Linked DNA regions of Homo sapiens: regions 2, 3 and 4 are each linked to region 1. A link is a loop called in an ENCODE intact Hi-C map of the cell type or tissue named here. Cell type or tissue: dorsolateral prefrontal cortex. All regions are shown on one strand. Region 1 overlaps CELF4 (CUGBP Elav-like family member 4). Region 2 overlaps CELF4 (CUGBP Elav-like family member 4). Region 3 overlaps CELF4 (CUGBP Elav-like family member 4). Region 4 overlaps CELF4 (CUGBP Elav-like family member 4).

Region 1 (5,000 bases):
ACACCCTGCTGCACTGACGGCTCCTCCACTGCTCCCCACGGTGCTGAGCTTGTCCTGCCTCCTGCATGGCTAATTGGGAGACTGGGCAGAGACGCTCAATGCGGGGGTGACAGAGAGATAGATACATGGATTGATTGATTGACGAGAGGAAGTCGTACAGGTTGGCTAGTGGGAGGGGGACAAATTTGGCTTCCCCAGGCTTGTTATCTCATTTATGGGGCTGGGGGAGGGGAGACACTCTGTCCTTCCTGAGCTGCTAAATGCTGTCACAAAAACATTTATTAATATGCAAATTCTAAGTGGCAATCTGGACCCAGTCGGGTTGTGCTAATTTGCACATTAATATCTGTCTTCAGGCCGGCCTCCGCTCTAGGGAGGGAGGCAGAGGGACTGGGGATGAGGACAGGGGAGGGAGGACACATAGGTGGGGCAGGGTGTAGAGGGGCCCTGTTGGGGGCCTGTGGCTTGTCCAGACAGGGGCGGGCAGGGACTGAAGCCAGCCTGCAGCGGAGGAACTGGAAAGCACCGAGACTCAGCAGGTTCAGAATGTAATGTAGACACAGGCCTGGGACACTGGCCTGGAGGTCCCCTGGGCCATGTTGGGAGCCTTGCCAGGAAAGGGACTCTGCAGAAGCCTTAGCCTATGGAGGGTGGTGGTGTCAGGAAGCAGAGCAAAGTGAAGGTGGTAGGAGAAATAAATGGGGAACATCACGGGTCACTTCAGCTGGCCAGAGTGGCTACTGTCATCCCACTTGCCATCATGAGCTCCTTTACTCATGAGCAGAATGGCTAAGGAGCCCCTCCTGCTTTATCTGCTCCTTCTTGGACCAGGACCCATTCTTCACACAGGTCACCCAGTGAGGTGGCCAGTCCTGCCTGTCCCAGAGCCACCTGCCCTCCTCAGTGGACTCATATCCCTCATTAAACTTACTAATGAGTACGGAACCATACGTCTCTGATTTGCTGGGTCAGTCCTCATTCCAAGCCTTTTCTCCCTTTGTCCTCATAAATACACACTTATATTTGTCAGGCTGTGTGTCTGATTTTTTTGTTAAGGAAATGTGATCACTAGGCTGGGCGTGGTGGCTCACGCCTGTAATCCCAGCACTTTGGGAGGCTGAGGCGGGTGGATCACTTGAGGTCAGGAGTTCGAGACCAGCCTGGCCAACATGGTGAAACCCTATCTCTACCAAAAATATAAAAAATTAGCCGGGTGTGGTGGCATGTGCCTGTAATCCCAGCTACTCCGGAGGCTGAAGCAGGAGAATCTCGAATCGCTTGAACTCGGGAGGCGGAGGTTGCAGTGAGTGGAGATCAAACTGCTGCACTATAGCCTGGGCAACAGTGCAAGACTCCATCTCAAAAAAAAAAAAAAAAAAGAAAGAAAGAAAAGAAAGAAAATGTGATCACCTCTAACTAGATTAATGCCGTGGTGGTGGCAATGATAGGCATGTCAAGGGAAGTAGGGGTTGCTACTGGCTGTAGTTTCTCCCCATCTTAGCTTGTCCATGCCACCTGGTTAATCAATTAGTCAGTAGTCAATTAGGCCAGTAGTTAACTGAGCCAATGTCTCCCCTCCCCTCCACCTCCCCCAGCCCACAATACCCTCTTGCCTACTGGCTTTATTCTAACCTGATTCATTCTGCAAACCCTGCCTTGGGCATGGAGCCAGCCCTCCCTGACCTCCTGTCCAGAATGCTTTTTCTATGATATTGTGCCACACACCTACAGTTTTGTTTCTCTAGTGGTTTCAAGTGCGAATCCTGTTTTCCCATCTACATGGGAGCTCTCTGCTCCACAGTACCTGGCAGAGACCCCACATGTGGACTATTTTCAATATGTATTTATTGATTTTCCAAAGTACTTTCATCAGTTAACACATTTTACCTTCATATAAGTCTGTGAAATGACAAGGCTGTTATTTTCAGATACTACACTCATAGTGCTCAAGTGTGACATTTATTGAAACTTCAAAAGTTTAGATTTAAGAATTAATTTAATCCAAATAAACTAAACTTGCAATTCTAAATATGGCCACCAGGTGGTGGAATCTACCTTGGTATATTCTTTTTGCTTTGGGCATATTACCTGGAGATGATGAATGAATGTATTGATTTTTCTCACTCTTCTGCCACCTTAATTTGCCTACTCTTATATTCCAGGCACATACCCCGCTGTCCCCCTAAAGAATGTCTGCTCTGTGGACCTGCAGATGTACAAAGAGGATGACAATTATTATGTGATGTGTTGAAATAAACAGTGTTCTGGAAGCTTAGAGAAAGGAATAATTAACTCAATGAAGAGGAAGCCTTTACAGAGGTGGCAACATCAGAATGAGGTAAGTAAGGAGGAAATAAGGTGAGAGTGGTGGCTTACAGTGGTAGGAGGCTGAGCGAGGATACCTTGCGGTCGTGGGGAGAGACGGGAAGGCAGTGCTGTGTGGAGAGGCCAGCTTGAGGGAGAACCAGCTTGAGGGAGAACCAGCTGATGGGAATGAGGAGAGTGAGGCGGAGAGCCGTACTGACTCAAAGACTGTCTAGATGATGGTGCCATTAACTGAGAGTGAGAACACACGCTTCCCCACTAATTATCCTTAGAAAAAGTCAAAATAGAACTTTTGATTGAATTAAATTAACTTGAACATGGTGCCATTAAACGAGATTGGAAAGTCTTCTAAAACAAGCCTATAAAGAAAAAACACCTAGGTACAATTCAGTCCCTTTCTCAATAATCTTTAACTGTTATGGTCCTAAATAGTCTCTCTTTTCCTAAATAGTTTCCTCTCTAGGGTTTCAAAGAAGAAGCCCTTGACTGCATGTTCACCTCTTCACTTTGTTCTCATACCTCAGGGTATGTACAGAGTGGGGCTCTGTGAATTCTCTTAGCATTAAAAAGGTGTTATTGTCTTCTGTAGGACAAGTTTGTACTCTCTCTCAGTGACCTGAAGAAGAAGCCACTGGCAGGCAGAAATGATGGACTGTGCCTCTCACTGGTCCTGGGGCTCTCTTGGCGATAGAGAGACGGCACGCACGGGGCTGAGCCTGCTGCGCTGTGGAGGCGGCTCCCCAGCCCCGGCTGGCCTCAGTGGAGGATGTGGGGCTTTTGCTTTGATCCTTGCCCATGGTACAGATTCTAGCAGTAAGAAGAGACAGATGGCCCCCAAGTTCCCCTGGTTCCTTGTCCTGGGCATTACTTTGTGCTGCCCCTTCCTCCCTGCCTTTTCCCGGCAACCAGGGCCATCCCGAGTGGGGGGCTGGGCCAACTGAACCCCATGGTGAAGCTGAACCCATGCCTCTGGGCCAGGCCTTGCTCCCTCCCCAAACCAGCAGAGCAGCAAGGGGCCCTCACAACCTGCCCTGGGACCCTGGCTGGCTTCTGCCTTGGTGGGATGAGGCCTGGATACCCAGAACCACACGCAGCCAACTGCTTCCTTGACCTCCAGCGCCCCTCTTCTCACGGGAGGCTGTTGTTCAATCCTGGAGATTCAGGATCCAGGGCCCACCTCGTGCTGGGCCCAGCTGAGTCCGGCTTGCCAGTCTCCACCCCGAGAGGACTGAATTCAGTTGCTTCTTCCAACTCCTTTGGACAAACCCAGAGTCTCGATGTAAAGTTGAGGACTCTGGTCTGGGGCTTTTTCTGGCCTCAGGAGGCTGGTGGAAGAGTCCAGGGCTGGCTGAAGCTGCAGGTTTTTCCTTGTACCCTAGCAGCCCTTCTGCGGGTGGGACTTTGTTTTGCAGCATCCTGAGCAGATCTTCATGTCCTGCTTTCCAGTCTGACCCTTTGCTCCTTCCAGCTGTAATCCCAGTAGATCTTGGTGCTGGCCCACAGCATCCCCAATCCTGGCGAAGGAGCCAAGGGCAGGGAGCCCCCTGCACTCTCTCATCAGAACAGAGGAAAGTAGGGCCTCATCTCACCTGGCCTGGGGCTGGGGGAAGCCAGCTTTCTCCCTAGTATTCATCCAGACCCTCCTCCTTCCCACCAGCTGATGAGGTTCTGTGGCCCTCTGTGGCCTTTATTGTCATTGTCCCTGCTTTAATGCCACACTCGGTGGAAGGCAGGAGTTGGGGGAGGGGGGAGGGTACTGTACAGCGCAGTGTGATTTGGGTAAATCCTTTGGGGCAGGTTTCATTGAGGGGAGAGAGGAGGGATCACCTGAGGTGTGAGAGGGGCTTCTCTAAAGGGAAAAAGAAAGGTGAGGCTGAGGTCTTCAATGCCAAGCTCAGCACATCTGTCAGGCTTGGTCCTAATGGTGCCAGAAGTCATGCACCATTGCGTGAAGAGATGGGGTAGGGAATACTGTCCCTTCTCCCCAAACAGGCCACCTGTGGCCTCTGACTGCACTCTGACGCTTCCTCCTTTCCCAGCTCCTCCTCTGTCTCCCTCTGCCCTTTGCTTCTCCTCTTCCCTCCCTTCCCTCCTCCTTCTCCTCCTTTCCCCCCTCCTTCTCTCTCCTTCTTCTCTGTCTTCCTCCTCCAGTCTCTCCCATCCTCCTCCTCTTCCTCCTCTCCCTCCCCAAGGCCAGTGGTGCCCTGGCCCTGGTTAAACCTGGTGTCATGCCCTCTCTAGCTTTCCTGTTGCATTTCTCGGTTACTAATGAGCTCAAGACAGCAGCAAACACCCTTCTAGGTCTGCTGCTGTCATTCATTAGCATAATGGGCCATACGAGAAGTAGTTATTGCAATAAGTGCGGTGGGGAGGGAGAAGCCAAAAAGTCCAACTTACATGGGAGTAGGGGGCCTCCCAGAGCCTCCACAGAACATGCTGAGGATGCCTCCCGAGCATGCCCTTCCAGTCTAAGCCCCGACACCCTCTGCTTCTGCCTGGAGCACCTCAGCCCTTGTCACCCTGGACCCTCTTGTCCAGGAGACCTTTTGCAGTGCCCTGAAGGGTGACCTGGGCCATGTCATCCATCGGTTAGTTACCAGGGACTTCCTGGGTGCTCCTGTGCACCTCTTGATGGCTCTTTCTGAGGCTTCCAGTGAAGGCTCTCGGAGGCACCA
Region 2 (5,000 bases), 70 kb after region 1:
AAATGCCGATATGAGCCTCTGTACCACCCTGGCACCTAATAATACATAAGGTAAAATAAAGAAGCTTATTTTTCCAGCAGGACTCATGAACTCCCCACAGGCAGCAGCTGGTTTTCTTCTTCCTTCTCCCCGCTCCCTCCACCCCCGTCCTGTTTGATCTAACCCAAGTCTTGTTCTTCAGGCTGACCTTGGGTTTTGCCTGGATTTGGACTGAGCTGCCTTCTCCAATGAGCCAGCATTCCTCTCCACTCATCTGTCTTTCTAGCAAAAAACCCCTATTGCCTTGCCTCCAGACAGACCTATCATATTTGGAAAAAGGAAGTTATAATTCAGGTTAAAAAATAACTAAAAACAGCTTTGCAAAGATTTGTGCACTGGGAAGCAGAAAAGCAAATCATATCCCTTTGCATCCCAACAGGTGGGCAGTAGTTTCTCGTTGCCTGAAAGGGGCTGGGAGGTACGAGAGGATGCATCTCAACTCTGAGCATCTCCTGTTTTCCATGCCAGGAGGCAGGTGGGCTCTGTTCTATGAAGGAGGCCTGGGAGCCCAGTGAAGTTTGCCGCATTCAAATGACCCAAGTCAGACCTTTAGGCTCCTCCAGTGACCCTCTCTTGCTTGGGTGGGGGACAGCCAACCCTTTGCTGACCTCCTTTACAGGTAGCCCCCACATGGTTCTTGTCATGCATCTTGTGACCTTATCTGTTGTGAGCACCTTGAAGGCAGGAATGTAGCTTAATTTTCCCTGTGTTCACCCACAGCTTTGTTCACACCCCCGCAATAAGCAAGGTATTCAGGACAACCATGCTGATATGTGATGGCTGTATTATGACCACCCATCAATATGGAAATGTCCATCCGGCATCAGGAAAAAGAGTCCGCCTGCAAAGCATATTTTACTCCCAACATCACACTTTGTTTAATTAACTATCTCCACTGGCGGTTGTTAACACAATAAAATATATTTTTTAAAAATAACATGATTAACCTTGGGAATTAAAGAGTCAACTAAACACATTGTTTTCACTGTACCAGGCACAGGAACCAGCCCTGGATGTGCTACGGCCCCTAATGAGGAGAGCAGCCATCAGTTAACTTACAGCCCTTTCCTCTCTGTGACGTGTCTCCAGCACGAGGACATGGGTCCCTATCCCTAGAGTCAGCTCTGCCGTGGCCAAAGTCCCATCCCATCTCCCTAGTGAGAGCCTTCTCCCTCAGGGATGCCCAGTCTGTGCATTGCTAAGTGGCACTTTAGGGGAAAAAAAATCCACATTCAAATGTATTTCTCTCCCTCTCCACTCAAAACCTCTGGGCTTTTGGATACGAGAGCCTTTTATTTCCTTAAAACAGCAGCGCCTTCATTTTGTTTTAAGGATTTAATGCATTGAGAGGTGGGAGGAGCGGATGGGAAGTAGAGAATTTCTCAGGCCTATCTGCTCACACCTTCTAAAGGATGAACCATACCAAGTGCAGAGCATCCAATATTTGGGCCAAAGTTAATTCTTTCTTCCTTTGTCTTCAGGCTTAATTTGCTCAGAGGGTTCTTGTGAGTGAGACCTCCTCTGCTTTTTATTATTCTACCTCTTCTCCCTTCTCTCCTCTTCTTCCAACTCATGTCCACTTCCCACCAAGGGTGTCACTGTACCCTTGTGGGATAGCACAGCCAAGGCCTGGGCTGTAGGGGGCAGGAAGGAATGTGGTTTGGGGCTCCCCAATGAGAAGCCCCTCTCTTTCCAGGCCCATAATTGGGGAGCCAGGGCTGACAGGGCTGAGCCCAGAGTGCCTCTGCCCCAGCCCTGTGACATCAGGGCTGTGGACACAGAATGTGAGCATGGGCAGTCAGGGAAGGATGATGGAGGTGGATGGCAGATCCCTGCAGCAGATCTGCAGGACACACGCTTTTAGGTCATAGACAAGGTCTACAAGCTGGGTCACTGCAGGAAATCTTGCCACAGAGAATGACTGATCATATACCCGCAGCTGGGACAGGCCGAGGTTTGGGCCCCCGGGCTCTCCCAGGGCTCTGTAGAGAGGTCTCCTCACCCTGATGCCACTGAGGGCCAGAGGAGCCTCCATCCTAGAATCTCGCAACCTCCTTCCTTTGGAGCCTGTCTGCACCCCCAGACGGGAAGGTCCCTGAGGGCTGGGCTCACTCTTCATTCACTCTCCCATCTCTAGCAGCATGAAATGCACTGAGTGACTTCTTGTTGCTGAATCTGGGCCCCGTGGCTTCTGTTCTCCTCCTGAGGCCTCTGGAGTGTCATACCTACCCTTGGTCACCTGTGGCAGAGGGAACCCCAGAGCCTCGGTCCTGCTTCAGTGCTGGCACCTTCCTCTTTGGCTGCACAGCTGCCCCTGGTTTCTCCCCATCAAGTTATCCCTGGGCCTTTTCCTCCTTCTCCAGGGCAGACACCCTGGTCTGGCCTTTTGCTTCTGAGGCCTTGTTTCCACCTCTGTGCCTTAAAAGAACCCTCCATTGTGGGGCTTGGTAAGGACTCTGGAAGTGGCCTCGGTGGGGTGGCCCGTAGTGCTGGCTTGTTGAGACCCTGAAAGGACAAGCCTGCTTCTGCAGGCCCAGGACTCTGCCTGCCCTATATGGATTGAGGAGTGAGGCTTTGCTTCTCTGTGTGCAGGACCTGGGTTAACAACCTGCCTTGTCCTGCTCCGTCCAGCCCTGCACGTCTGACAGCGTGTAGTCCCAAAGGGGACTCTGTCAAAGGGCTCAGGGCCACTCAGATCCATGATGAACATGACTCCCTTATCTGCAGGGCCACATCTTTCCCAAAAGGCTTCTGCTGCCATCTTCTGACTGAATTCCTTTGGGTCGAAATTAGGATGGGTCTTCTTAGCCCCCATTTATAGCTGGGGAAACTGAGGCCCAGGTGATCAGGTGATACACAGCCATGAATAACAGAGCCAGGCCTGTACCCTCCTGCGGATGCTCAATCTGGGGCCTATTCCTGATGCACTGTAGCCATGCCCAGGTGAGAGGCAAAGATCCACATGCCATTCTCTGGGCTGCCAGTCTAGTGATCATCTTTACCAGGCCAGAGGCATTTCCTGAGACCACACCTCGGGAACTCCTCCAGCCCCAGGCCTGCATGTTTAGAGATTCAGCCTTCATTCCACTTCTCCACTCCCTTCCTCATCTTTGGATGGGACAGCCTGATCTTCCTCTCCCAGGCTTTCTGTCACTGGGCCTCCCAGAAGCTCCCTCCCTGGTGATGTCTTTCCTGAGGAGGCTTCTGAGACCTGCCCCCATCTGGAAGGTTCAGTGGAAGTAGGAGGTGGCTGCTTCTATCACTGGGTGCTTGCAGAAGCCGGGGTGCCTCCTAAAGAGCAGGAGGGCCTCTGAGTGTCTCTGGTTCTCCTCTTGGGACAAGGCCCTGGCTCCCTGTGGCCTTTGTTGCCTCCAGAGCCTGACTGGAGCTGTCTTCAGGAGACACCAGCGGCTGATCGTGGCCCCTCGCTGCCAGCTAGGCCATGGCTGAATCTAGCAGGGCTTCCTCCTCCTCAGAGTGGTCTCCCTGAAAATATCCCAGTCCTCCTGAAAGCCCCCTCCAGACACAGAGTCAGCTCTTTCTGGGACCCTTACACCCCAAGATCCAGGGCTAAGAGTGCCGCTGGGCATCTGGGAGTGTGCAGAACTTGGAGAGAGGAGGGGAAAGGAGTCTTCCACCAACCCACTTCCCAGGCAGCTGCTGAACAAATCCAGGGACTTAATAGGAGCCACACAAAGCCCTTGAGTTGCTCCAGAGATCAAGGGTCAGCCTGAATACCTCATTAATTAACTGAGCAAGGCTTCCTGCTATTGACAGGGTCTGGGAGCTCAGCCTGGGAGAAGACCTTACATCCCGCAGCCCGAAGACCATCTCCACTTCCTCCTCCTTTCCTTTCTCCCACTCACTGGTGCCCACTGGCCTGTTCCATCCTCTGAGCCCAGCTTTCCCAGGAGGCTGTGGCCTGGCAGGACTGTGAAATGTGACCCTTCCATTTTCAAGCCTGACCCCCAAGTTGTTTCCCTGTCCTCTATCCCTGCCCACTCCTCCTCCAGTCCTTTCTAGCATAATATCCGATGCTCCAAGGATCCAGCACAATCTGGCTCCCACACACCTTCAAATGCTGCTCCTGGATGTCTATCACCAGGGAGAGGATGTGACGAGCTGATTCACACCGAGGTGTCAGGCTGAGGGTGTTGGCAGAGTGGGTGGGTGGGTGGTGATTTCGTTCCAATAAGGGTCATGCGTGAACTCTAACAGTATAAGTTTTAATGATGGGACTTCGAGCATCAAAGACAGGCCAGACAGCAGGATATTTTGAGCAAGGAGCCCTTTCCCGGGACGGCTAAGGTCATGAAGTGGGGGTGGCAGCATTCTGTGCTGGTGGCTGAGGCTGTCCTGTCTCTGGAGCTCTTTTTCCCATTAGGGCTCTGCTTTTTCTCTGCAGATGTGAGTATCTGCTTTGGCCACTTCCACTGCCATCCCTAGCACCACCCCTGAGTTTTCCAGGTGCACACTAGAACTCTTGCCTCTGGGAGTTTTCTTTGCCCTAGTAAGGATGTACCACTAGTGGAGATTTCCCCATGGTGGGGACTGGCCTTCCATTCAAATGTTGCTGAAGAGAGGGCTCCATTATCACCTTTGGGCTTATGTGGAAGGAGTACTGCATGGCCAGGTATTTCACCTCCTGGCATGGAATGAGGTTCTTCAACCTGCTATTTTTGGGGACCAACACATAGGAGACCTTGTTACAGTTTGCAGTATCTCTGTTATAACTTGTAGAGCTCATCCCTGCCGGCTGACATTTGTAGAGCCTATTGCTGTTTGCAGAGCCAGCTGTTTCTTGAAGGGCTCGTCACTGGCTTTAGAGCCTGTGCTGTTTGTAGAGTCTGTTGTTTGCAGAACCGGGCATCACATGCAGAGCTCATCACTATCTGCAAAGCTTGCTGCCACTTATAAAGTTTCTCGGGGTTTGCAGAGCCTGATACTGCTTACAAAGCTCA
Region 3 (5,000 bases), 90 kb after region 1:
TGCAGCCAAATGAATTTCTAAGTGGAAGGGTGGCCACTTAGAAATTACAATTCAGAGAGGTTAAATGGCTTCCCAAGGGCACACAGTAAGGCTCCAGGCAGAGCTGGGGATGGAATCAGACTCTGCCTTCCATTCAGAACAGGACTTCTCCAATGCAGAGGTAGGCCAGGTGTGTGGTGACACCTCGAGGGCCACTGCCCTGCCCCACAGGGCCCCCTGGGTGTCTAGCAATCATGCCAGAGTCTCCTGCCAGAAGAACCTGGTGTGTGGCCTTGGGGTGACGGGGACGGTTCCTGCCCTCATGCAGCTCTGGCTTTCCACAGGGTTAGTGCCCTAGGATGAGGAGGAAGGAGCATGGGCTCTGGCGCCAGATCTCTCCATGGTTTTCTGGTCTGAGCAAGCCCCTTTGCCTCAGTTTCCTCTTCCATACAATAGCACTAATAAGGCCTGGTTAAGACCTGGGTGATGCTGTCTTAAATAAATGAGATAATATTTGTGAAGTGTCTGGCTGTAGCGAGTACACAGTGATTGGTAGCTGTCATCGGAGTTAGAGAGACAAGATTCTTTGATCTGCTCTCTTATTTGGGATGATGCCACAAGGCTCAATCTGCAGTAGATGTAGGTGGTGTCCTGCCCATGACCCCTTCTCTTCCCCACCTCAGTGACAGTGGGTTGACTTCCAACTGCCAGCACCAGCACTTCCAGCTCGAGGGCTTCCTTTGACTGTGGAGCCCACTTTGCCCACGCATGCAGCAAGCCAGAAAAGCTAGAAAGCGGAAGACCCCTGGGCACAACCTCGGCCACAGCCTGGTGGAAATTGGTGCATGAATACCCCAGTTCTCTGGCCCCTTGGGTGGGATGACTCCAAGGAGTATGATTGACATTGGCTCTAGAGTCCCAGTGGGGTTCAGCAACACCCGCAGTGGAAGCTGGTCTGCCTGATAAGACACCCCTTATTGATTTCCTCTCTTCCTTGTCTCCACTATTGACCCAAGTTCCTGGGGTCAACCCCACAAAGAAGCTATTTGCACTCAAATGCTTGTCTACAGTCTGCTTCTGGGGGCGCTCCAACTAAGACAATATCCTTTAAAGCCTAACATTAGGCCAGTGGTGGTTGAACTTCTTGTGCCCACGAATCTCCTAGGGATCTTGTTAAAGGGTGGTGGCTGCTGTTTGAGTGACATGGCTCAGATGATCTAGAGTAAGCTCAAGACTCTGCATTTCTAACAGACCCCAGTGATGCTGATCTGATGTCCACATTTTAGCCAGGGCTTAGACTTCCGGTGCTGTTGACCTGCAGAGGCTCAGGCAAGGGCGAGATCAGTGTTGGTTAGAGCAACCTAGAGGAGCATCACAGAGGAAGGGAGCTTGGGGCTAGGTCCTGATGCCCTGGGAGGATTCTGGTGGGTAGGCTGGGAGGAGGCAGGTCCTTTCTAGGGAGCGGGGAAGCTGGAGACTTGCTGGGGCCTGAAGCCATGCCCAGCACCTGCAGGATTTCAGAGCAACTGATCTGCATGGAGTTGATTGGAGCCTACAGGCTGTAAGGGGCTAGAGGCTCTGAAGCACAGCAGTGTGAGAAAAGCCTCCTCCATCTCCAGACACATTTTCCCTGTTCTCACTCCCAATTCCAGGAGGAAAATTCACACTGACCTGGCTCCCCAAGCCTTCCTCCTCTTACTCATTTCTCGAGTTCCTCTCCCTTTACATACACAACCAACTTCTGTCCTCCCCACTCCATGGAGTCCTTTCGGGGCATCCCAGCTCTCTTCTGAAATATAATGGGACATATGGTCCAAACTGCATACTTGAGCCATTCTATATTTTTATTATCCTCTTAATTATTTCATCTGTGAATTAGGAGTCACAGGACTTTATTGTGGCAAAGGACTCCGAAGGTCATCCCCACTCGCATCATTGTTTTGTCATTAATAATACAACTTGGATGATTTCTAGCAATCCACAGCATATAAAGGGCGCACACATGTGATTTTCATGATAGAAATTAGGGAACTCAGACCTGGAAAGGTTGGGTGGATGCCCCAAGTTGGTTGGTGTCCTCTGCACAGGCTGACAGTGTTCTGAAGGGTGGAGCCGAGTGTTCGGCATCATTTTGCCTCTTCTGTGCTGGGCACAGGGTTGGGCACACCAGGCTCACCATTAAACACACTGTGCTCCTTCAGCCACCAGAAGGGGATGCCACCCACATGGCGCCCCCTGGTGGGCTCATGGGAACATACCACAAATGCCTTTGATTAAAAAAAAGGGTGCTTGAACCACAGTAAACTACGGCGCCCTAGAGAGACCTTATCTCCCCTGCACTCCAGCCCTTTCCTCTTTACAACAGCCGTTTTCATGAGGAATTAAAGAATAAAGAACAATGCCATTTTTTTCTATTATCACCCAGGCTTGCCCATTTTTGATGGCATGTGGCAGCCCACAGTTCCGGATCCCTGCAGGTCAACAACAAAGACGTGTCCTTCTGCTCGCCCACACACATGCGCCCAGCAGAAACCCTCCAATCCTAAAACACATCCATCCCGGAGCAGGAGCTCACACAGACATTCTGTTTCTCAGCCTCGTTTTCTGGCGAAAGGTCAACAAACCCTTTGCAGCCTCACACGGATTCATGCAGGCACAGCCCTTGTGGCAGCCTCACATTCTCGCTCCGGTGGACACACACCTCGCTCCACACATGCCCACATTCACACCTGCACCGGCGGCGAATGCCTGGGCCAAAGCACCTTCCACACAGCACTTCCTTTCTACATCCATGACCAGAGAGCGAAGCTTTCTCCTCTTTCCAAATGCACCCCCGCAGGGTGAGCTAGGCTGAAGACTTTCTGGAGGGGCATAGAGGTGATATGGCTGGAATAGGAGATGCCAGAATGATCTGTTGGTGCCTCTGGAAATGCCAAGGCCAGCAAGGTCGCTCAGCAGATGGGGAGCTGCCTCCCTCCCGCCCATCCTTGCTCTGGGTCAGTTCCAGGCACAGGCGCAGAAAGAGGAAAGCAGGTACAGGCTGGGAATCCAAGATGGGAACTCTGGAGTTAATGGAGCAGCCTGGGCCCCAAGGGCAGTGCTGGGTGCTTGGATGGGGACGGATTGGAAAGCTCCCCGAGCGGGGCAGAGAATTTGTTCAGAGGAAGTGATGTTGACTTTGGGCCTCCAAGGATGAATGGAAACTCTCCAGGCAGAGGGAATGACATGGAAAAAGAGGAGCTTGCAGGAAGGCTACGTGCATCTGGAGGGTTTGTGGCCAGGATGGTGTCTGCCCTGGCTGAATCTTGTGGGTGACAGAAGCCTGGGTGGTTTGCAGGTGGTGGGACCTTTATTTTACAATGACACCCTTGGCCAGCCTCTGAAGAATGCATCAGAGGGGTGAGGGCCTGGAAGCAGAAGGCCACTGTGGTGGTGTGGGCTCCTGCAGGGCATGTTGGCTTATCCTGCCATCTCTCTCATCTGAACTCCTGGGCACTTCCCTTCACTACCATTTTTGGGGCCCCTAAAGATATTTTCTGGATCATGAGCTGTCTTCACACTTGCCTCCCAAACCAGATTATAAACTCCTTCTGCAACAGGCCGTGTCTTACTTATTTTTGTCCGATGCCAGACACCCTCCCTCCCACAACCAAACTTCGCAGGGGGCAGGCTATCTGTAAACGCTGCTGCCGCTGACTTGGGTGATGGCAGCCGTGATCCAAGCCACATTGGGGCAGTGTGAAAATTGCAAAATGCCTGTCTGGTGTCCTTAGAATGAGACCTGAGCAGAGGGCAGGGGTGGGGGTACCATCAGGAATCCAGCCCCAGCCCTGGGGAGCAGGCAGTCTGGCTGCTCTGCGTCAGGGAGAGACATATCTGACCCACGCTTTATTATACTTGTCACCAATGGCGTCGGGTAGTGGAGAGCAGGAGACACTGTCGTCCTTGCTCTCCCCCTCTCCTCTCCTCTCCCTGTTGTCTTAAGTAATGTGAGTAATGCTGAGCTCATTATTCTTAGAAATATAAAGAAAGCTGGAAGGGTCTTGAGAGGCGATCTGGCCCACCGCCTCCTTCACAGTCTAGATGGTGTGTCCAGGGAGGGTCCGGGCTCATTGCTCTGCCCAGACCACGTGGCTTGTTGGTGGCAGGCTGGACCTGGCCCAGGTTCCCTCTGCTTATTATCTCATGTGCCCTCTTGTTTGTTTATTTCCTTCAAGTCATGTATGATGACTGCAGGCACAGAGGTTCTCTGGTTCTTTCAGATCAACTTGTTAGGGAGCCTTTCTGGGCACAGCCCATGGCAGGCCTGGACTATGTCGTGGGGGCCACTGAGAAGATGAGGCCCCTATGAGAGTCAAGAGTCACTTGCTTGAAAAATGTGGAACCCTCAGGACAGTGGTTGGGGCAGGGAAGGAGAAAGTGGGCCGTCTAGGAGGGAAGACTGTGGGCACAGCCCCAGGGAGAAGGAGGACTTTGAGATGTCTCTGTGGGGAGGAGATTGAAAAGATTTTGCATGAACACAGTGGGACAGGGGGCTGGGCTAAGGGATAACGTGGAAGAGCAGAGGCAAGTTTCGAAGGCATCACAGATGTAGCCCCTATACCCATCTGTCCCTCAGTACCTGGATTTAAAGTGCTTTGGGCTTCTCTCTTGGAACCTTGGTGTTCCCTTCTGTATAATGAGCCCAGGCTGGTGTTCTGTGGTGAAGGTCCTGTTTGGCTGGAAAGCCTGGCTAGGGCACATGCCTGCCAAGCAGGTTTGCTGTTGGGATGGGGGCTCTTCTGAAGGTATGGGCTGGAGAAATGCCCCACATGAGTGGGTCTCAAGGCCTGGGTTCTGGTCCCAGCTCTGTTATAGCAAAGTCTCCATTCACCTAACCCAGGAGAGAGTTGAGCTGGAGTCGGTGCTGAAACTGCTAAGCCCTTGGGTCAAGTCTGCCCTGCAGACGTGGGTGCATGTGAACGGCAGGCGACAAATGATCCTTAATGCCCGGAGGTGGACTCTGCCCTCTGCTCCTGCCC
Region 4 (5,000 bases), 150 kb after region 1:
ATTGTGGTTGAAATTTCCCCTGACGCCTGGACATTTTTTTGTTGTTGTTGGTTTCCCTGGAAATGACGCTCTCTGAATCACAGCTGTTTGGAGCAATGAGGGGAGGTGGGAGGATACTCCCTGGAGGGGTGATGGGAGGGGTGGGGTGGCAAACAGGCTTTTCCAGGGAAAGCTGAGAACTGCACAGGCCAGAATGGTTGTGGGGTAAGGCTTGTGGTCTTCAGAGTCCCAAGGGACAGGTGTTAGGGCGAATGGTGCATTGGAACCTGAAGGACTGGAAACTCTTTCTTCTCTAGAGTCTGACTCTCTTCTTTGTACTTTCCTGTCTCCCCCACTCCCTCCTAAAAGGGAACTTCCTGAGCAACAGCCATCTTCTCAGCCCTCGGCAAGGGGTCCCCAGCTACAGGTCTATGCAGGGCACCTGTGTGCTGCTCGCTAGCGCCTTTTCTCCACGTTTTTGCCTAATCTGAGCATCACAACATCTGTGTGGGATGGGTGAGGCAGAGATTGCTATTTGCATTTTACAGATGCAGATAGGGAGTGGGGGAGGTGGTGGCCCACCTGAGATGGCACTGTGAGACAGGAGGAGCCCTGGCCCCAGTCCCCAGGCAGCAAGTCCCCGCACATCTTGCACTTGCTCCCTCCCACACTCCGCCATCACCATCACCCCCATCTCCCAAAGCCACAGGCTCGTGTGCAGGCGGCCCAGGCTTTCACACGCTCACATAAAGCTCCCAGGCCTGGAGGGAGGCTTGGAGGACACCTCCCAGTGATGTGAGCTGTGCTCTGCGAAGGGAGAGAGGAGATGCCCCACCTTGCCAGGGGGTGCTGGCTGACTCACTTCACAAGATTCCTACACATAAAGCCAAGGACAGATGTGATCTGATGTAGCACATTCCCTGGGACTGTCCCACAGCACGACTGGCGGGTGTCATAGGTCACCCATCCTCAGCCTGGCTTTCCCGACCCTTCTGGCCACTCAGCCCTTACCTGGGCTTTCTTCTGTGCCCTCGCCTCTTTGTCCCTGGCATTTGCCTCCTCCTCTTGTATTTGTCTTCTCCCCTTACATTTTCTGCTGTGCACTCAGTTATCACCACCTTGATCATGACTTTCATTTGAATCTCCAAACTGTCACTGCCCAAACCAAACATAGGCTGGTTCTCAGAGCAGGAAGAAGAAAAATCGAATTTGGACCCAATTCCTTTGGAGTTTGGGAAATCGCACCCAGGCTGGACTGAAGGGGCCCTGTGTACACGCTGAGAGCCTGGCATTCTCGGAGGAGAATGGTGCTCTCTATCCAAGAGAAAGAGTTCCCAGCAAGTCCTTGGGGGTGTCTTTCTGCAAAAGGGCAACCTGAGTGCTAACTTCAAATGGCCTTTATGATTAAGGCAGGGAGGCCAGTTCCCGGTCGGGTCTCTGTAAAAGGACATGGTTCCTCTGTCATGCCTCTGCAAAAGGACATGAAAATTACAGGTCTTCGGGGACCATTTCAGGCTGCTGTCTCCACCCCAACTCCACATGTGAGCCTGACAGGGGCTGTTTATTTTATTTCCTTGCTTCGCTGTAGGGGTTCAGGGATGAGCCCCGGAGGTGGTGACAGATGGAGACACCCCTCCCTTTGCTTTCTCTGAAAGTAAACTAAAGAAAATACACTCATTTTATGTCCGCCAGACACAAGCTCCTCCTGGGAGAAAACTTTTTTATTCAACCTGAGGTGCCCACCTGATCTGGGAGGGTCTTGGGATTTCTCTCGTCCAACCAGGCCTGCCTCCTTGGAGCCCTACCCTCCACATGGAAGCCGCGGACGTGACTCCCCGACCTGGTGTCCCATCATGGGCTCACCCCACGGGGCTGTGTGATTGGGGCACAGACATTTGTGCCCTGTGCCCCGGAGAGTCCCAGGCGCTGAATCCAGCTCTGGAGGCGGCCGGCTCCTTGGTCCGGGTTGTGCAGTAGTCCTGGTGCCCTCTGCTGGCCACGTCTGAAAACACAGGCGGCCTCTCGCCGCATCGGGCGGACCTTCCGGGAGGCCAGAGGGATGGCGGGGTGGGAGGGCGGCCTCCTCATCCCAGGGGATGGCCCTGGTCTCTCCTGTGTGCACCTCTGAGGCCCTGCTCTCTGTACTGTGTGCCTAGGGATGCATTCCTTTTTCCTTGTCTCTCCATGGAAGAAAGACCTCACACCTGGCTCGATTCTTCACTGGCTGTGTAGCCCTGGGCAAGCTGTCCAACCTCTCTGGACCTTGTTTTGCTCTCTGAAAGGTATCACCCATCTTCAAAGTCCATTACAAATGCCAGTTCCTGTGTGTAATCCTCTCCCGAGCCGTCTTACCTTTGGCTGCTGAGGCCTGGAGCCTCTCTCTCTGGCTCTCGACTCCTTCAGGGCAGAGGCTCCTTCCTCCCTTTTTGCTTTTCTGAATCCCCCAAGCACCCACAACGCTGTCTTTACCCAGAGCAGGCACTCACTCAGCAAATACCTGTTGAATTGATTTGTGTTAAAATGGCTGCCTGGGACTAGTGATTCCCTCAGGTGCCTCCTCTGCTCTGATTCTTTTTCATTCCAATTGTCGCTTGTGGGTTGGTCTCATTCCCAGGTGAGACTTTAGATCCTAGAGGGCAGTGTGAGGGAATAGCTGGCCTGGTGCTTTAGCGAATATAGAAAGCAATTCTGACATTGTGGAGCAGTTACTTACGGGGTTCTCTCTCCCTCACTCAGCAGCACATTTCCCAGAGCCCGACTGGAAGATCCAGGCTGTAAACAACATGCTAAGGCGGGACTCCTGCTCCGTTCCTCCCGTCACCTCCCGTGTGCCTCCCCTCCTGGCACCTCCTCACCCCAGCACCCCTCTCTGCGGAGTCTCCTTCCCTGGCCGGTGGGGACCCCTGCTGCTCCCAGCAGCTCCCTCCCTGCCCCACCCTGCTGCTCTCAGGAAGCAGTGGCAGGCTTGAGAATGAAGCAATCCTCGGTCTCATCAGGGTTCTCAACGCCCTCCCCGACATGACAGACTCTTCTCCAAGGCTGCTCCTGCGCAGCAAACACACTGCCTCTTGGAAACGACAGTAACAGCTAATGTTTATTAATAGCTCACAGTGTGCTGGGAGCCTCTCCGAGAGCTTTGCACATATTATCTCATGTAATGCTTCTAATAACCCTCAACAATGGCTCTGTTATTATCTTTATTTTATAAAGAGAAAGCTGAAGCACAGAGAAGTTAAGCCACTTGCCTAAGGTCACCCAGTTAGAGAGTGGGAGAGCCCACATTCCAAGCCAGACAGTTTGATTCCAGAGCTCTTGTTCCTGACATTCCTTCAGGCAACAGGATGCCTGGGGTGGTGGACAAGGGCTGGGCACCTCTAAGACACACACACACACACACACACAAACACACACACACACACACACGCGTGCACGTGCACACACAGACACACAGCCTAAACACATGCACAGCTGTGTCCCTTGTGCTGTGCGTGTGTGAACATTCCAGTGACAGTCACACATGCCCATGTGTGTGTCTTCACTCATGCACTCTTGTTAGTCAGTGCACACGCAATGCTCTCCGCACTGTTTGATAGAACTTTCTGGCATGCAGAAAATGTGCTATGTAGACAGCACAGACTGCCTACCACTGTAGCCCCTCTTTACTTGTGGCTGTTGAACCCTGGGCATGTGGCTAGTAAAACTGAAAAACGGATTTTTAAATTACATTGGAATAAAGTTAATTTAAATGTAAATGTAAATAGCCACACACCGCTGTTAGCTACCAAATTGGTCATGCTGTCATGGGCTTGCTGTGAGGATGGAGAGAGGTGATGATCAGGTCTCATGTGCAGCGCAGGCCTGGCACATTAGAGAGCTGGACAATAGACATAGCTTTATTAATAACTACCCAATTATAACAGTGCATATGCATTGATGTGTGCGTAGCTCTCCCTGTCTCCACCTAGCCTTGCAGCCAGACACCCCATTATTCTTTACCAGGGCAGTTGAATACCACCCTCCTGACTGTGGGCTCAGACCCCAGAGTATCTCTCAAGGTGACAAGGAAGGAGGGCTTGGCTCTGGAGTGCCTGTGAGAGAAGTTTGGGGTGGGGACCCAAGTGCCTGTCTCACTTGCTGGTACCCAGGAGGATGTGGAGAGGTTGCCTGTGGCCCTAGGGTCCTCCCGTCCACTGGCTCCCTGGCCCCAGCCCAGAGCCTCCCAGGTACCTGGGTGAATGATTACATCTCTCATTTGTAAGTAAAACAGCAGCGTCTCTCTTTGTGTGTTGCTTTTATTGTTTTTTTACTTTAAAACAGGGAAAACGGGCCAGCGGTCTGCCTCAGGCATTTGGTCATGGCTCTGGGGGCCAAAGAGAAGTTCCCAAGGAGCTCTTCCCTTCTAGGGGTTCAGAGAAACGAGCCAGCACGGTCAGGCTGGTGGGGGTGGCTGGGTCGGGATATGTGGGCCACAAGGACACAGATCGTGGGGCAAGCTGGGTGGGAAGGCTCCAGACGCAGCAGTGGGGCAGGGAGGAGGGAGCTCTGCGACCTACATCACCACTGTGAATCTGGCTGACTCACCCCTGGACAGCAGTTCCCGCTCTCCCTGCTGCGTGGAATGCAACCTTGGCATCCTGGGAAAGATGCTCCAAGAAAGGGCAGCAGCAGTGGCCCTGGCAAGGGCTGGAGGGAATGAAGCTACAGCATGAGGGATTTAGGTGGGAGCATGGGAGGGACAGAGCTGGGCTAAGTTCTGTGAGATGGTGCAGGACAATTTGAGGCAGGAGGAACAGTTTCCTTTATCTCATTCATTAATGACAAAGTGAGGGCTGGCAGTGTCAGTGTGGGTGAGCACCTGCCTGGAGGTGGAGTGGGGGCATGGGGAAGGAGGACTCCCAGCATCCTCTGTTCTAGGCTTCACGCATGCATGACCTCATAGTGTGCATCACACAGTCTGTGACCTAATTGATGCTCAGTCCACACTGAGGAGGAACAATAATCACATCTAGGAAGTCTTGTTT

Evidence for each region. Peaks named below come from ENCODE experiments on the same cell type or tissue, not always from the same donor. Only the 100,000 strongest peaks of a DNase experiment are listed, where the experiment ranks them.
Region 2: it touches region 1 in a loop (4-fold over the local background); 13 of 110 quality-filtered maps call a loop at or near these places.
Region 3: a loop joins it to region 1, with 4 times the contacts of the local background. A loop is called at or near these places in 39 of 110 quality-filtered maps.
Region 4: it touches region 1 in a loop (6-fold over the local background); 81 of 110 quality-filtered maps call a loop at or near these places.

The regions. Positions count from the first base shown.
Region 1 is chr18:37,383,994-37,388,993 of GRCh38, forward strand. The region is part of intron 2 of CELF4 (CUGBP Elav-like family member 4); the gene reads right to left. Among named protein-coding and RNA genes, the nearest start is that of SNORA111, 80 kb to the right of the region's middle. In dorsolateral prefrontal cortex, CTCF peaks have their summits at 2,042 (motif pointing right) and 2,241; no DNase peak of the experiment used is centred here.
Region 2 is chr18:37,453,802-37,458,801 of GRCh38, forward strand. All of the region lies in intron 2 of CELF4 (CUGBP Elav-like family member 4), which reads right to left. Among named protein-coding and RNA genes, the nearest start is that of SNORA111, 10 kb to the right of the region's middle. In dorsolateral prefrontal cortex, a CTCF peak has its summit at 2,796 (motif pointing left); no DNase peak of the experiment used is centred here; H3K27ac peaks cover 3,505 bases.
Region 3 is chr18:37,474,175-37,479,174 of GRCh38, forward strand. The region is part of intron 2 of CELF4 (CUGBP Elav-like family member 4); the gene reads right to left. Among named protein-coding and RNA genes, the nearest start is that of SNORA111, 10 kb to the left of the region's middle. In dorsolateral prefrontal cortex, a CTCF peak has its summit at 2,228 (motif pointing left); a DNase peak (open chromatin) is centred at 2,207; H3K27ac peaks cover 1,873 bases.
Region 4 is chr18:37,536,091-37,541,090 of GRCh38, forward strand. The region is part of intron 1 of CELF4 (CUGBP Elav-like family member 4); the gene reads right to left. Among named protein-coding and RNA genes, the nearest start is that of CELF4, 27 kb to the right of the region's middle. RefSeq lists an enhancer at 4,416-4,710. In dorsolateral prefrontal cortex, CTCF peaks have their summits at 1,970 (motif pointing left) and 2,170; DNase peaks (open chromatin) are centred at 1,951 and 3,002; H3K4me3 peaks cover 989 bases; H3K27ac peaks cover 3,197 bases; H3K27me3 peaks cover 926 bases.